2 separate regions of the Homo sapiens genome follow, and region 2 is linked to region 1. The links are chromatin loops, found by intact Hi-C in ENCODE. Cell type or tissue: MCF 10A. All regions are shown on one strand.

Region 1 (8,000 bases):
GGAGAGTGTTAAATGCATTGACTCAGATTGTCATGCTGAATTGGAAACACTGGCTATTCCACTTGTATTGACTCTCAAGTTGAAAAGTGGGCCTTTTGTGCATTCAGCATGCCTCCCAGAGCCTAGCAAGGAGGGTAGAGATGGATAGGCAGCTTCTTTTTTCCAATCCATACTTGAGAAAATTTCAGCTGCATCAGCAGGTTACAAGGGAAACTACCTGAATGCCACCTGGGATTTATAGCCACCTGGGGGATAAGCATTTGTTTCTAATGTGGAATAAGATAATCTTTTCCTCCTAGCCTCTGGACAATAGAAAGGGAGTCTGACCATTTGCCAAACACATTGTGGAAGGGGAAAGTACGTAGAACTGGAGATTGGACAATGTCCTTAATACTCTTCCTTTACAGAAATTCTGTGACTAGTGTTTTATTTGACTAGAGATGGAGGGCTCCATCTCTCTAATCTTGAAGTCCTGAGATATGTGCCTGCTTGTTCAATGTCACCTAAGGCTTTTTAGTCAGTGTTGAAGGATGGGGCTGTCTTATGATCACACAGATATGTTTTATTGTCTTAAGGGCCTGACAAATCAGGGATACCTTCTAGTTAAATTCCTCTTTAAGGGCCTGAAGTCTCCTTAGTACTCAGCATGCAGTTCAGATGTTTCCCTTTCTCCTGGGAAACAAATAGGATTCTCAAATTGTGACTTTGTTAATTGTTCTTAAGCAAATTGCATTAAAATTTATATGCACCTTTCCAAGAGAAGATAAATTACACATGTTAAAGGAAGGAGAAGAAAAGACACAGTGATTATGAAATTCCTCAGAGAAAGGTTCTTTGTTCTTTGCGTGCCTCATAATCTATCTGTCAGAGCAGACCTGTCCATTCAGCAGGTCTAAGATGGCAGTGAGTTATGATTGGGGGACTCAAGCTTATCATCCTCATTCTCGGGAATATAATTGAAAGGTCAGAATACTTCCCCTTTGAGAGTTATCCAGCTTTGCCCAGGGGCTTGGCTGTGGTCCATGGGTCTTTAACTTGAGGACAGGGGGAAGGTAGGGTAGGGAACGTGGTCTTAGATTTCTCAGATATTTGAAAATAACTTTATCTTCGGTCAAAATCTGGAAACTGTACACATTACAATCAAGTGTTTCTTGGACTTTCTAGGGTAGAGGAAAAATGGGACAATGAAATAACTCTTTTATTCTTTTATGTCTGTTGGAGTCTTGAAACTCTCATCACTTTGCCCCGATATCATTCAGTCGGGCCCAACCTGAGCAAGAGAACATCTCTGATTTGATAAGCTTCTAAAGTAGTGTACATATTGCATTTTGACCACAATAAGACAGATTATGCAGAGTGCTATGAGACAGAGACAGGCCTAAAGAACTTCACTTTCTTTTTCTTTTCTTTTTTTTCTAACATAAAAGGCTGGGCAATTATTCAGGCATTGCCCATGCCACTCCTGACCTTGTGCAATTGTCCAGAAAGTCCCTGAGCCCAGAGCTGGGTGCAGGCTGTGCCTACAGCAAAGTCCTTGGGGGTAACCGGTAGCCTGTGGGGGAGGGGTACTGTTATGACCTCCTTTTACAACTTTCGCAAGGGCAGGCAATCTGGATCAGTGGAGTTAGCTAATCATAACTTCCTCAGTTATTTTATAACTCTGTGCCTCAGTTTCCTCTTCTCTAAAATGATGATAAAAATAGAATGTACTTTTTAGAGATGTGAAAATTAAATGAGGTAAAACTGTTAGGAGAGTTTCAGGGCTAGAGTAAGTGCTTAATCAATCATTATTTATGACATTATTACCTTATTTGGATCATTGAGGAGTAAATTTCTCTCTATTCTTGAATAGAAATGCTTAATAATCAAACAATTTGGTTTCTAAGTGAAGATGAGCTTTTAGTGGGAAATTTACAGATATCTTATGCCTCCCCTTCTTGCCTATACAAAGCCTGTATTCTTGGTTGGGACACCAAGAGCCTTATAAACTTTGCTTAAGCACAACAGAGAATATTCACAAAGTCTCTTAATCTCATCCAATTCCCATGAGAAGGAACACTGTTACATAGTGATGACAGTGGATCTCAACTGCATCATGAATTCTTCCCAAGAGACTCCTGAAACATTTATTTTATGGTAAAGATGCCTTCCAGCAAGATTGACTATAAAAAGAATTTTCTCTCTCTCATTGACTTGTTTTATAAAATCAGAGATATGATCTCATGGAAGAAAATCTTCCAATTGATTTGACAAAAATGCTTAGTTAAAGAATGAGTAGATGATGTGTTTGTTTTATTCCACAACTAAATTGTAAGTTCTTAAAGGGAAGGGAGCTAGATTCCTATTTTTGTAGATTACAAAGATTCAGTACATCGGACTGACCTGGTGGCTCATGCCTGTAATCCTAGCTACTTGGGAGGTCAAAGTGGGAAGATTGCTTGAGCCCAGGAGTTTGAGGCTGCAATGAGCTGTGATCGTGCCATTGCACTCCAGCCTGGGCGACAGAGTGAGACCCTGTCTGTAAAACAAAACAAAACTAAACAAGAATAGATTTAGTACAGGACCCTAAAATGTGCGGGGTACAGTAAATGTTGACATGGGCTGACCAGGTCCGAATAGTAGAAACAGAATATTTTTGAAACTTTTAAGAAGAAAATTCGCTTATGAAAAGATAATAATAGATGTGCCTAGATGTGGGAGTGAAGACAGTAGCCACACTCACTTGACTCTGCCTTTCCTAGAGGGCCCTGAGGGTGTCCTTTAGTGTTTTGAGGGCCTCTGAGAGGGCGTGACCCTGTTTGATTGAAGATGAGGCTCCTGAGACCAAGTGACTTAACCAAGTCTATACCAAGTTATTTATGGTAAAATCAGGACTAGGACTCAGACCTTTAACTGAACATGGAGATTCCAAGATCTCCCTTCTGCTTTCTCTGTATGAAAGGAATTTTTCTTATTTTGATTTATACCTGAGACTAGTATAATTCCACATCAACCAGCTCCTGTTAAATTTCCTGTGAAAGGAAGTTGGATGCAATATCACAATTGACCAATAGATGTCACTATATGCCATATTATTGTGCATGTGGCCACCTGTCTGAAATTTGCTTGAATTTCTTAATTGGGGTGGGGTCTGCAGACTTCTGGGAATCACTGGATCTGTTTGGGAGACACAAAAGAACTATGAGAATTTTAAAAATTGTATCTTAAGCTTGATAAAAGTTTTATCAAATCAAGAGTTATTCGACCTGCTATAAAGGCAAAACTCTTACTTGAAATCTTTTTTGATAGGAAAAAAGGGATGTTTTTCAAGTTGAGTTCCCTGGATGAGAAGTGGAGTTAGTGGGGCTGTGAGGAGCCCCTAACTTCTATTCAATTGGCAAAACCTCCCCTTCCACTTCATAGAGAGGAGTCTGAGGGATTGAAGGGCATGAGATTTGAAGTTCAACACAACTGGGTCTGAGTTCTGGTTCATTCATTAGCTGTCTGATCTTGAGTATGTTATTTAACCTCGTCTAGCCCCACTTCCCTCAGCTGTAACATAATGACACTGATCATATGGTGTTGTAAGGATGAAATGAGACGATATGTGAAAACACAAAGATTAACTGTCATTATTAACTATGACCATTTCACTTTACGAAGGCATTTTTATAACTAAAAATGCTTGGAAAGTACTAACTAGTCCAAGTTTCCATTTTAAAAATGGGACTTAAGAGGCCAAGTTATTTGGTTCTCTGATTATGTTTTACAATTTCATAATACAAGTATTTATGTAAAACAAGACATGCCTGTTCTAAATCTTTTACAGGTGTGTCCCTCCCCACTTGGGGAAATGTGATATGTCCCTATTCAAATTTATCAAACTGATGAAATACAAAATAACCCTTCACTTTGTAATTTAGCAGGCTAAATAATCCAGTTTATTTGAAACTTTTATCTTTATTTTTTTCTGTTTATAAAAGTATTCTAGAATAAGTGTGCAAAATTTCAGCAAATGATGTGTTTAAGTAATGATTTGATTGATGTAGTTAAAATATAATTTAATAATTAAATATGGATGTTTTCATAACTTTTCAACCACACAGTTTTAATGTTTTGATTTAGTCGATTCATTTATTAGGCAAATATTTTCATTGGGAACATTCATATTCACCGAATACATGTATAGGCTGCTAAGTGAAGGCTTTAATGGAGTGGGAATTCATGAATACTTGACCTTATGATGTCGGTTGCTCTGATAAATTGTTAGCTGAAAGAATAATTCAAAGTGTTGTGGGTCTACACTTTGAAGTAGAGGTTGAAGGCCTCTACTGCTGCTGCCGACAGAGGGCGCAGGCAGGTTTGTGCATCTTCTGAGCAGGTGGGGTGCTGTGAGTTACATCTGGGCCAACTACCCATTCAGGAGGCACACCATCTGGGGCCATGATACTTACTGGTACCCATGAAAATGTTTTAATTTTAAGTTCTTTTGAAATACAAAGAAAAAATAAATATAAGAATAATGAATATAATAAGGAATCCAGCTTACATTACATTTTGCCTGGGAAACAGCCAGACTCCATCTCTACAAAAATAAAAATTAAAAATTAAAAAAAAAAATTAGCCAGGTGTGATGGCAGGCACCTGTAATCCCAGATACATGGGAGGCTGAGGCAGGAGAATTGCTTGAGCACAGGAGTTCAAGGCTGCAGTGAGCTATGATGGCACCAATGCACTCCAGCCTGGGTGACAGAGCGAGATCCTGTCACAAAAAAAAAAAAAAAAAAAAAAAAAAATTATGGAGGTGAGGCTCTCTAAGGCCAGAGTAGCTAAGGCCCATGAAAATTATAATGTGACCTGAGCTACACTTCCAAAAAATGTGGAGTCCTAAGTTTACTGTAAGGGGAGAGGGGGATGAGGGAGAAAGTTGGAGGAAGAGGGAGTTGCTGAAGGCAAACTCGGCCTCGGGCCTGGGACACACGATAACCCAGAGAGTAGGGTGAAGGTTTAGCTCACCTGGGCTCTGACTGACTATATGGGAGGTGACCTGGGAGTGTAGGAATTATTTTAAGTTACAAAACTGTTTGTACAAAGACCTTTCTGACCTCATAGCTGCCAAGCTCCTAGACTTTTACCTGCTTCCCAAATCTTCAAAAACAGGCCGTTTTATTCGCCTCGCTTGCAGTCTGTAAAATGTCTTGCTGCCTATAAAATGTCATAGGTCTGGATTGGAAAACACAGGGTGGGCAGGCTGCATGATTCCTCCCCATCTAGGCCTAGGGAGAGCTATGTTTCAGGCTAAGTAGTAGTGCGGGTCGACTTTTCCCTCCTTGGAAAGTTACCATTGGAGGAACTCTGAGACTTCCAAGCAGGTATCTCTGCCTGAACATGAGGGGAGAAAAGAGATCACCCTCTGGGAAAAGAGCAGGCTTGCTGGTAACTCAGAGGACACTTTCTGACAGGCAAGAGAAGAAAGCTAGGTTTCCAGTCTGTGGCTTTTCTCTCTCCAGTGACAGTGTGTTCTGGCACTCCCAGATATGATTGCCTGGTTGCTTAGGGATGGCGCCTGGACCCTTGGCCTGGCGTCTTTGAGGGCTTCCTTCTGGGAAGAGAGAGGGCAAGTGAAGCAGGCTAGAACACGGCCATCTGGTGGCACTGGGCAGTCGACCAGCATCCCCTGCCATCCAGTGAAACACCTGTGAGACTCATGGGGTGGGATGGGAAGATGGGGTTGGGGAGGCTCTGCCCTCAAGAGCTTTGGTGCCATGCACCCATCCAGCCCCAGAGAGAGGGGCAGCAGTGGAGCAGGGGCAGAAGTCTAACAGTCACTCCTGACAGCTGGGGCCAACAGTGAGCCTGGAGAGACCTTGGCTGTGGAGGGGGGATGGAGGTGGCAGGTGTGCCTCTCAACGGAGGGAATAATGGGGATGCATGTGTACAGATACGGTCTGGCTTTTCTGGGGCCAACACCACTCCTACCTGCCTCTTGGCGAACAGGCTGCATCCATCATGTTAGTCTCTTAGGATTAGGTGATGGCTTTGGTTATTTAACTCCTGGGGTGCCTTGTGCCCTGAGGACACCATGCTGATCTTGCTCTCTGGCTGGTGGGTGGGTCCCTTTACTGGCTGACTCTGGGGGGGCAGCAGGGGAGATGTTACTCTATCATTCCTATGCTGATTTATGGCTTCATCTTTTAGTCCTTATGGAGTCAGGTCAGGGGACACAAAGATGAGTAATATATGGTCTCTGCCTTCAAGGAGCTCAAAGTCTGTTGGGAGAGAAAAAAAAAAAGAAAAAAGACTACTGGCACGCAGTGACAAATGCTGGGCTAAGGCCTGCCCAGGAAGGGGACAGCTGCTGGGAGAGGTGTGTGCAGGGGCAGGGTGGGCCTCAAGACAGGGAAGGTGGGATTCCAAGGGAACACAGGAATCGGCCAAGTGGGAAGTCAGGGAGGAACATGTAAAGCTCTGGTGCCATCAAAACCCAGAGGCACTCAGGACTGCCGGCCCTTGAAAAGGCAAGAGCTTAGGGGACAGGATGGGGAATGGAAAGAAAGAAGAATGGAGAGAGGCAGGGCTTCTGGTTATGACCAAGAGCCAGGCATCCCCCTACTAAAGGAAGGATTGGAGAGGAACTGCAAGATTTCCTCAGGGGAGAGACAAGACCAGACTTGAATTATACAAAGATTGAGTCTGGGAGAGGTGGGGAGATGAGAGCTGGAAGCAAGGAGGCCTGTTAGAAGGCAATTATGAGTAGGAAATGATAAGAACCTAAGATCACTGGCAGTCAGTGCAGATTACAGGCTTGTGGCTCCCAGGTGCATGGTGGTGAGTGGGTGGTGGGGTGCAAGGATGGGAGGAGCTTCCCAACTCCTCCTGCTCTTGCGCCTCCAGCCCCAAGGAGATGAGAGAGCTGGTCCAGGTCTTGTTCTAGGAAGGTGCCCCTGCTGGGTTCTGGTTGAGGCGATTTGCCCAGGGTGGAGCCTTTCGCCTCTGCACAGGCTGCTCCTCCTTCCCTTCCCAGCACACTTCCCTTCCCTATGCCTTGTGGTCAACTCCTGCTTGTTCTTTAAGGTACAGGTCAGGTGTTACCTCCTTCAGAGAGACTTTTGTGGCCTATTCCTGCCCCATACCTTGGGTCAGGAGCCTCATTGTTGTGGCATGTGGTTACTGTGCTTGCAGTAAAGGCCTCTGTCATCGTGCACTAAAAGGGCCCAATAACTTGCCGTCTTTTCCCACTACACTGAGCTCCATGAGTGCAAGGTTTATCCTGATGTATTATGTATTAAATGCATATTTACCAACAGCCTGCTTGGTAAGCCAGGAACAGAGCTAGGCATTTGGGATATAAGAGTGAGGGGAAAAACAGGCACTAATCATGCAACCATGAAATTTAGAGCCTATAAGCAAAGACTCATGCTATGATGAGGACAAACACAATGTTATAAGAGCTCCTAGTAGGTACCCATTAGGCAGGGTTCTCCAGAGAAACAGAACAAAGAGGATGTGTGAGTGTGTGTGTGTGTGTGTGTGTATACACATATGTAGATATAGGGAGAGAAATTTATGATAAGGAAATGGCTCTCATGACTATGGAGACTGGCAAGTCCAAATCTACAATATAGTTCTATTCTGAAGGCCAGCACCTGGAGACCCAGGAAAGCCAAGGTTCCAGCTCCAGTATGAAGGCTGTCTTTTGGAGAATTCCCTCTCGCTCAGGATAGCCAGTCTTTTTATTCGATTGAGGCCTTCAACTGATTGGATGAGATGCACCCACATTATGGAGGTCACCCTGCCTTACCCAAAGTGTATTGATTTAAATGCTAATCTCATCCAAAAACACCCTTCAAGCCTGGGTGCAGTGGCGCATGCCTGTAATCCCAGCATTTTGGGAGGCTGAGGTGGGCAGATTGCTTGAGCTCAGAAGTTCAAGACCAGTCTGACCAACATGGCAAAACCCCATCCTACAAAAAATAGAAAAAAAAGCCAAGAGTAGTGGTATATGCCTGTAGTCCAAGCTA
Region 2 (8,000 bases), 870 kb after region 1:
TAGGTCATTCAGGAGTATACATCATGGGTCAATTCCTCTTTGTGAGAGATGCCCTTACACATTCTGGGACTCTTAAGTCCAGCATGCTCTTCCTCTCTACAGCTAACCGTGGCCCCCAATCATTATAACAACAAAAACTATTCCATCAAATTTTCAAACCACTTCTGAGGGGCAATTCTAGTGCCACTGGCAATCACTGACATAAGGCTTGGAGGTGAGGCTTTTCTAAATGTTAGTGAGCACCACTGATGAGTTTGAGTGGAGGTTCTGGTTTCTATGTTAAAAGGCAAATTTTATCTGTTGGTAGAGAACAGACAGAGATAGAATAGACAGGTAGAGAATAGAGTCAGATATGTAGGCAGGTTTAGAGGTCTCCTGGGCCCAAAGCCTTTAGAAGCAGCAAGCTGTGGCACGGTGATTCCCAAGCCGTAGTGCTGTACCACCAGAGGTGGAGGGTTTTGTAACAGTCCACCTACAAAAGTGATTTATCATCTCTGGAGAGCTTACCTGGCCGAGATCACTTATTTTTAAACTAGTTATTTTTATTTATTGTCATTACAATAGTTATTACCTAATGGTAAAAATGTTCATTTTGCTTATATGTAAAGCTGTAGCAAATAGACCTTATCCCAGAAAACATGATTGCAGTGTTTATGTCCTTAGTACTTGCTATAAATTATAATGGAATAGAATATCTTTGAACTATGTGCTCCTTGGAAGTTAGTTGGATCTCTTTGCTTCCATGGTGGTAATATTGTTCAGTGATGATTCTTTTGAGAGAATGAATGGTGAGAAATGGCGTATTATGATAAGGGAAGTTGATAACCATGAGCATAGTAGAAGCAGCAACTTCATGGTAATGACACAGATCTGAGTCTGAATCTGAGGTCTCGCTATTTACTTGTATGAATGTAGACATGCACTAAGTCTAAGTCCCTTGATTTTCTCATCTAGTAAATGATCTAACTAATACCTAGAATTAAATAGGGTAAGCTGTAAAATTGTCGAGGTAGATACATAGGAGGTGCAAACACAAATGCTAACCTCCTTGTTTGTAGTTATTCTTTCTAAACCTTCAGATTGTATGGATCAAGCTAGTTTCTTGGAGGCTGTGCGTGAGGACTTGAGAGATTTTATCTGTGGCCCATGTTTCTAACCATCTTCTTCTTCAAGCGGAGTCCTAGTGGAAGTCAAGACATGCATAATGTATTTTAAATAGTAGTTACCCTCCAAGAGTACGTTCTGCCCATAGTGATCACTGTAAAAGGCCTAGATTTTTCTCTAGGGCTACGAGCAGAGAAGTCCTACAACAATCCTCAGATTCTAGTCCCCGTGGAAAGGGTCGTGTTAGGACTTCTCTGCGTGGGGCAATGCCGGGCTTTAAAGCCTGGGATGAGGGCGAGTGTGTCTATTTTGAGAAGGCAGGTTGGTGTCTACAGAGATGGAATTAGACTAAAAACAAATGCCTGGGGAGCTGGGAAGAGACAGGAGACGAGGGCTTGGCTGTTGTATTCCAGGACAAATCTTTTTCTGGGTGAATTCCTTGCTGTGGACCCAGCTCAGTCCTGAATCTGAAGGGAGCATCTTCTGGCAATCACTAACAATTGCTGATAACTTGTCTTCCTTTGCTACATCTATAGACCACTTTTAAATAAGGAAATGGTACCATCCAAAATATCCGACTGCTTAGAACAAGTTATATTATTTTGAGGGAGCATGAAACTTAAAAAAATTTTCTATTATGTATAAACTTCTAACGGTGCTTTTTAAGGTTTGTGCTTAAGCATGTCTCTAATGGCTGAGGAGAGTGATGGCTTACTTCCAGGTTCAGGAAGCCGGGCCTCAAGTGGCCTGTACTAAGCACAGCATTTCTCTGAAGTCGTAGACTTTATGCTACATTCTAGATTTAGGGTTCTATTTCATTATGTCTGCATTTTTAAAATACAAAAATAATAATCTGGCTCCAAATATTAGAGTAAAAGTGATGCCTGGCATGCCCCACATATGGGATCCTGGCATGCATAAATTATAAAAGCACAGAACTATATTAATATTAAAAATGAGGGGTAGTCCCTGATTATCCACTCAGAGATGAAGGTGAAAGTAATCTAGAGACAGGTTAAATAGAGGGAAAACTGACAGAGTTGAATGAATAATAATCATTAATTCATTTACTCACTCAACAAATGCTTATAGTACCTGCTGTGTGCTAAGAACTGAGCGAGGTACAATGATGAACAAATGAGACAGAGGTGATCACAGAAAAACATGTAAAGCTGCAATGGTAAATGAAGGAGAGATCCATGGAGCAAAGAAGTTCTGTGGCTGGGAGAGTTGACCTCTTCAGGAAGATCAAGGACAGCTTCCCCCAGGAAGTGTCTCTTGACTTGAATCTGAAAGATAAGGAAATAACTAGGCAAAGAATGAAGGAAAGGGCTTTCTATAAAGAGACAGCATAAATGAAGCTTTTGTAGAGGGAGGGAGAATGCCGTGCATGAAGGGCTTTTTTTCTTTCTTTCTTTTTTTCAACAGAGTCTTGCCCCGTTTCCCAGGCTGGAGTGCAATGTCGCGATCTCAGCTCACTGCAACCTCCGCCTCTCGGGCTCAAGTGATTCTCCTGCCTCAGCCTCCCGAGTAACTGGGATTACAGGCATCTGCCACCATGCCCAGCTAATTTTTGTATTTTTAGTAGAGACCGGGTTTCACCCTGTTGTCCAGGCTGGTCTTGAACTCCTGACCTCAGGTAATCCACCCGCCTCCGCCTCCCAAAGTGATGGGATTACAGGTGTGAGCCACCGCACTCGGCCGGATGAAGGACTGTAAAGCGAGTTTGGTTTCACAATAGAGAGTGAGGGAGAAGGCCGCATGAAGTGAAATTGGAGAGACAAGGCCCCAAAGGGCCTTGTATTCCCTGTAAGCTTTTTCTCTCCTTATCCTAAAAACAATGGAAAACCACTGAAAGATTTTAAGCCAAAGAATAACATGATTGGATTTGCATTTTGGAAAGATTACTCCAGCTGCTGCTCAGAGGACAGAGTGGAAGGCTGCCAGGATAGATGCTTGAGCTAAATTAGAAGTTACCACCAGAGGTTGTTGTGAAAAGCAATATTAGCCAGGATTAAGGGGGTGATAATGGTGCTGGTGGTGGTAATGGTAGATATAGAAGAAAAAGGGTTTTAGAAGTATTTATGAGCTAAAACATGCAGGATTTGTTGATGGATTAGAAATGGTACAAAGGGGAAAGAGTTGACAAGAAAGGCTCTAAGATTTCTGGTTTGCACACCATTCGCTAAGATCAGAAACACTTGAAGAAGGCCAAGTTTGGGGGAGAAAATGGTGAGTTCAGTTTGGAGCTTCTAATTTTGAGGTGCTTTTGAGATATAGTAGAGGAGATGTCACACACGTATGAAGGTGAGAGTCAGGTCAGGTCTGAACTGCTGATTTAATTTTGGAAGTCATATGCATGTTGGTGGAATTTAATGCCAAGAGTATGAATAAGATCACATAGGAAAAAGTACAGGGTGAGAAGAGAAAGGGCCTAAGAATGAGCTAAGAGGAACTTCAGCATTTAATAACAGAGTAAGAGGAGTCGGAGAAGTAGTGGGGAGAGGTAGAAGAAAAAGCAGAATATTATAATTTCTGAAGCCCAGGGAAAGAAGTATATAAGAAGAAACTTGTTTGAGTATCCTATGCTGCTGAGAAGTCAGTAGTGATGATAACTAAAATGTATCCACTAGATTATGTGACATGGAAGTCAAGGGTGATAGCTGTTTTAATTTCTCTGGAGTGTTAGGTAAAAAAAGCAGATGGAGGGAGTTGCAGAGGGAGTGGGAGGTAAGGAAACAAAGAATGCATATAGGCAACTTTTAGAAGTGTGGGCATGAAGACATGAAGAGAGGGTGGTGAGGAAGCTATGAGGAGTCAAACAAAAATATCTTTTTTTCCCTTACTTTAAAACTTTTCGTTATGGTAACTCTCCAACATAAATAAAATGAGAGAGAATAGCATTATGAATCCTCATTTACCCACCACTCAGTTTCAACAGTGATCAACTCGTGACCAAACTTGTATCTGTAGTTCCACACATCTTAATTGTTTTTTTAGTGGGAGATACTTGAGTTTCTGTGAAAGCTATTGGGAAGGAAATCATTAAGAGAGAGAGAAAGAGAGAGAGAGAGAGAGAACAAGAGCAAGTACATAAATAGAAGCCAAGGTTTTTGGGAATGTGATAGGGGATCAGAGTGCCAGAGAAGGCATTAGCAGTGGGTAGCTGGAGGGCCAGCTCCTCCGTGACCCTTGGAAGGAAAGAAGGTAGATGTTTAGATGAAGATTTGCATGTTGATATCTGGAAGATGAGGAAATTCCATCTGATGACAGTGGCTATCCTTCTTCTTTTAAAGTAAGTAGCCATGTCTTGAACAGAGAATAACTGAGAAAAAGAGAAGGTGTTGGATGTTTGAAAACAACAGAGAAATTTGGATTAGTTACTGTGGAGAGTGAGAGGATGATAATAATATAGCAGAGAAATGCAGAATATTTACTAGGCGGTGTTAAGGACCCATTTGGAGGTACTGGACTGCCTCTTATAAACAGATGCAATTCACATACATATATTAATAGGTGTCTATTTAATTTGTATGTCCAGCTCGCCAATGTTTGCCGTCATAATACAGGGTGTTACTCTATTCTCTGGTGGAGGAATGTGTCCACACGCATGTGTATATGTGTGTTGTACAGAGGGCAAGGGTATATGGATTCCACAATCTACTGAATGTATGGTCAGAATATATATATCGCAAAAGAGATGATTTTAATTCTTGAAATGTGGGTGTGTCTGAGTCCGTTCTTTTTCACATTCATTGGTTCAGGGCGCCACCTGCTGGGAGGCTTGCACAATGTCACCAGCCAGCTTTTCCAATGCAAACTCTAAATAAAATATCTTTTTTCTTGGTAAAGTCATTTTTTTTTCTTTGAGACAGAGTTTTGTTCTTGTTGTCCAGGCTGGAGTACGATGGCGCAATCTCCGCTCACTGCAATCTCCACTGACTACAACCTCCGCCTCCCGGGTTCAAGTGATTATCCTGCCTCAGCCTCCTGAGTAGCTGGGATTACAGGTACCCGCCACCACTCCCAGCTATTTTCTTTTTTTTTTTTTTTTTTTTGGTATTTCTAGTAGAGATGGAGTTTCACCATGTTGGCCAGGATGGTCTTGAACTCCTGACTTCAGTTGATCCACCTGACTCAGCCTCCCAAAGTGCTGGGATTACAGGCGTGAGCCACCACGCCTGGCAAGTCAGTGATTTTGCACACACAGCATTTGCCCCCATGAAGTTTGAGTTTCATGTTTTTCAGATACTATTTTATTTTCTGTATTTTGGGGTCAAAGCAGGAACATTAAAATACGTTCTTTCCCGACTTGATTTTGGTCTTTTGGTGAAATACCACGTCTTGCCTGTTTAAATGCATGTGTTGTCTGTAAATCTCATCCATGATCTATATATTCAAGAAGAGAAATAAAATTTCAGACTTTTATCTGAAATACCATTAATAAGAAATAGATTATCTGTTAAAGGTGTTTAAAGTACAGATGATCCAACTGTGTAGATTGAGCAGTATTATTGAACAGTCTCCTAAAATTTGGATTTTGTTGTCCGCCCACTTTCTATCCCAAGTTATTCTCCTCTAGGTTCTCCAACTGAAATGAATATGTCTTCATAGTTTCCAAGCTGATCTCTAAGGAATCTAATCTGCTACAAATTATTTTTTTAAATAGTCTTGTCTTAACCTGAGTATAGTGTCCTTTAAAACTTTTCCTCTAAGATCCTTGCATCACGCTACTAAACTGCTCCCAATTTCTAGATTTTCATTAAATAATTTCTTTCCTTCAAATGTACTGTATGACAAAGTTCAGAGATAAATTATTCTAATTACTTCTCCTGTAATTCAAAAACTCTTAATTATGATCATTATATATGTATACACACACATATGTATACATATACATATATATATGCACAAATTCAGTCATGATACACACAGAATTTAGAGAAACACAGTATAAAGTGTACCGAATCATTCCCCAAGGAAAATAGCATTAGTTCATCTACTCATCCAGTCTTTATGAAGTGCCTGCTGTGGGTCCGGAACTTTGAGAGGCACTGGAGATGCATTGGGAATAAGACAGGCATGGTTCTGGGTCTTAAACTGCTTGCTCTGGAGTGTGGAAGACAGACATTGATTAGGTCATCCCAACACATTATGGAGGGTTCACTCTTAGGGGAAGTACAGAGAACACCATGGAACATCTGGAAGCTGGAGGATCATCAGGGCTTCCTGGAAGAAGTGGCATTAAGCTGTGAAGGAAGGAGAGAAAAAAAGCACTCCAGGCAGTCTGTGAGACTGACATCTAATGCCGAGAGCCAGATTGTGGAGGAACTGATAAACCTTCTTAAGGAGTTAGGATTTTATCCTAAGAGAAAATACCAGCCAATGACAGATTTGAAGAGTGCGTGCGTGTGTGTGTGTGTGTGTGTGTGTGTGTGTGTGTGTGTGTGTGGTGACCAGGCTTAGATTTATAGTTTGGAATACAGTTTGAAAAGATTATTCCAGAAGAATTTGGAGAAAGACTGAAGGGAAGCTAGGTTGGAGACAGTTTGAGGGTATATGTGATATGGTGTTGGCTTGTATTAGAGAAGTGGAGAGAAAGAGAGAGAAGAGGATAAAACTGAGGGTCATTTAATATATCAAATGAATAAGACTCAGTGGAAATCAGCTGTAAGAGGCAAAGGGAAAAGGAGAGCCCAGGATGATTCCCGGCTTTCTGGCTTGAGCAAATGAGTGAATGGAAGTGCCTTTTAATGAGAAAGGGGATAGGTAGTGGAAGTAGATTCTCAAAAAGGCCAGGGAAGATGAGTATTTCCACTTTAGACATGTTGAATTTGAGGTGTCAAATATGTACCAGTAGATATGTCTAATGGGCAGCTAGATATATGAGCCTGGAACTGTGAAGAGAAATCTAGGTCAGAAATACAAGTTAGGAATGATCAGTCTGTTGTGAGTAAATTGATGTCTTGGGAGTGGTCAATATCTCATAGAAGGTAAAATAAGAAAAGAAGAATGGCTAAGAAGAAGCCCTGAGGAACCCATCATTTAAGGAATCATCAGAGGAGGTAGAAGCGAGCAAATGAGACTGGCCAGATAGGCAGGAAGAAAACTAGGAGGGCTGGGGCCAGAATCAATGAACAGATGCTTTTAAAAAAGGGTGCACGAGCCATAGTGTCAAATGTTGCTGATAAGGGCCGACGTTTCCTTTAGGATTTGGTAATACATGGGTTGTCAAGGGAAGCTTCAGTGGAGTGACAGAAGTGGACATTAGTGAGTTCCCAAGTGAGTGAGAAGTGAGGAAGGAGAAGCAAGGAGTGTATACAATTAAAACATTTGTTGTGAAATGGAGTTAGTGGATGGGATGGGAGCTGGAGGGAGAAGTGTGTGGTTTAGGGAGTGGTTTGTTTGACAGGGAATGGTAGTGAATGTTTAAATGCTCATGGAAGTTATCTCATAAAGACAAACATTGAAGGAACAAGAGAGAGGAGTAATCAATAGATAGTTTAGTATTTGAGGAGGCAGTCAGAGATAATGATAATAGTAGTAATGAAAGTTGTTCCCCTCTTATTCAGTAACTGTTCTGAGGGCATGATTCCATTTAATTCCTACACAGCCTCTCCTACAGAGGTACTTTTTATTGTTATCCTGTTTTTTTGAGATAAGGAAACTGAGGCATAGAATGGTACTCTGAGTAACCAACATCACATAGTAAGTGGTGGAGACAGCATTGATACCCAGTCAATCTAGCTTGAGACTTGCACCATTAACCACAGTGTCCTATTGTTGGGTTCACAACCTGGCTGTAGACTCAACCCTTAGTACTGTAACTGAAGAGAAGGTGGATAGAGCAGGTACAAATGCAGTTGTCAGCTTAGTTAGCATCATGAATTTTCTAG

What was found. Hi-C counts contacts between places; a loop is a spot of excess contacts. Peaks named below come from ENCODE experiments on the same cell type or tissue, not always from the same donor. Only the 100,000 strongest peaks of a DNase experiment are listed, where the experiment ranks them.
Region 2: it touches region 1 in a loop (6-fold over the local background); 11 of 110 quality-filtered maps call a loop at or near these places.

Annotation. Positions count from the first base shown.
Region 1 is chr1:160,002,841-160,010,840 of GRCh38, reverse strand. All of the region lies in intron 3 of LOC124904436 (a long non-coding RNA gene), which reads left to right. Among named protein-coding and RNA genes, the nearest start is that of PIGM, 25 kb to the left of the region's middle. In MCF 10A, CTCF peaks have their summits at 3,067 (motif pointing right) and 4,331 (motif pointing right); DNase peaks (open chromatin) are centred at 3,040 and 4,340.
Region 2 is chr1:159,129,357-159,137,356 of GRCh38, reverse strand. It overlaps a transcript of AIM2 not described here. Among named protein-coding and RNA genes, the nearest start is that of TRR-TCT4-1, 8.3 kb to the left of the region's middle. In MCF 10A, a CTCF peak has its summit at 4,880 (motif pointing left); a DNase peak (open chromatin) is centred at 4,866.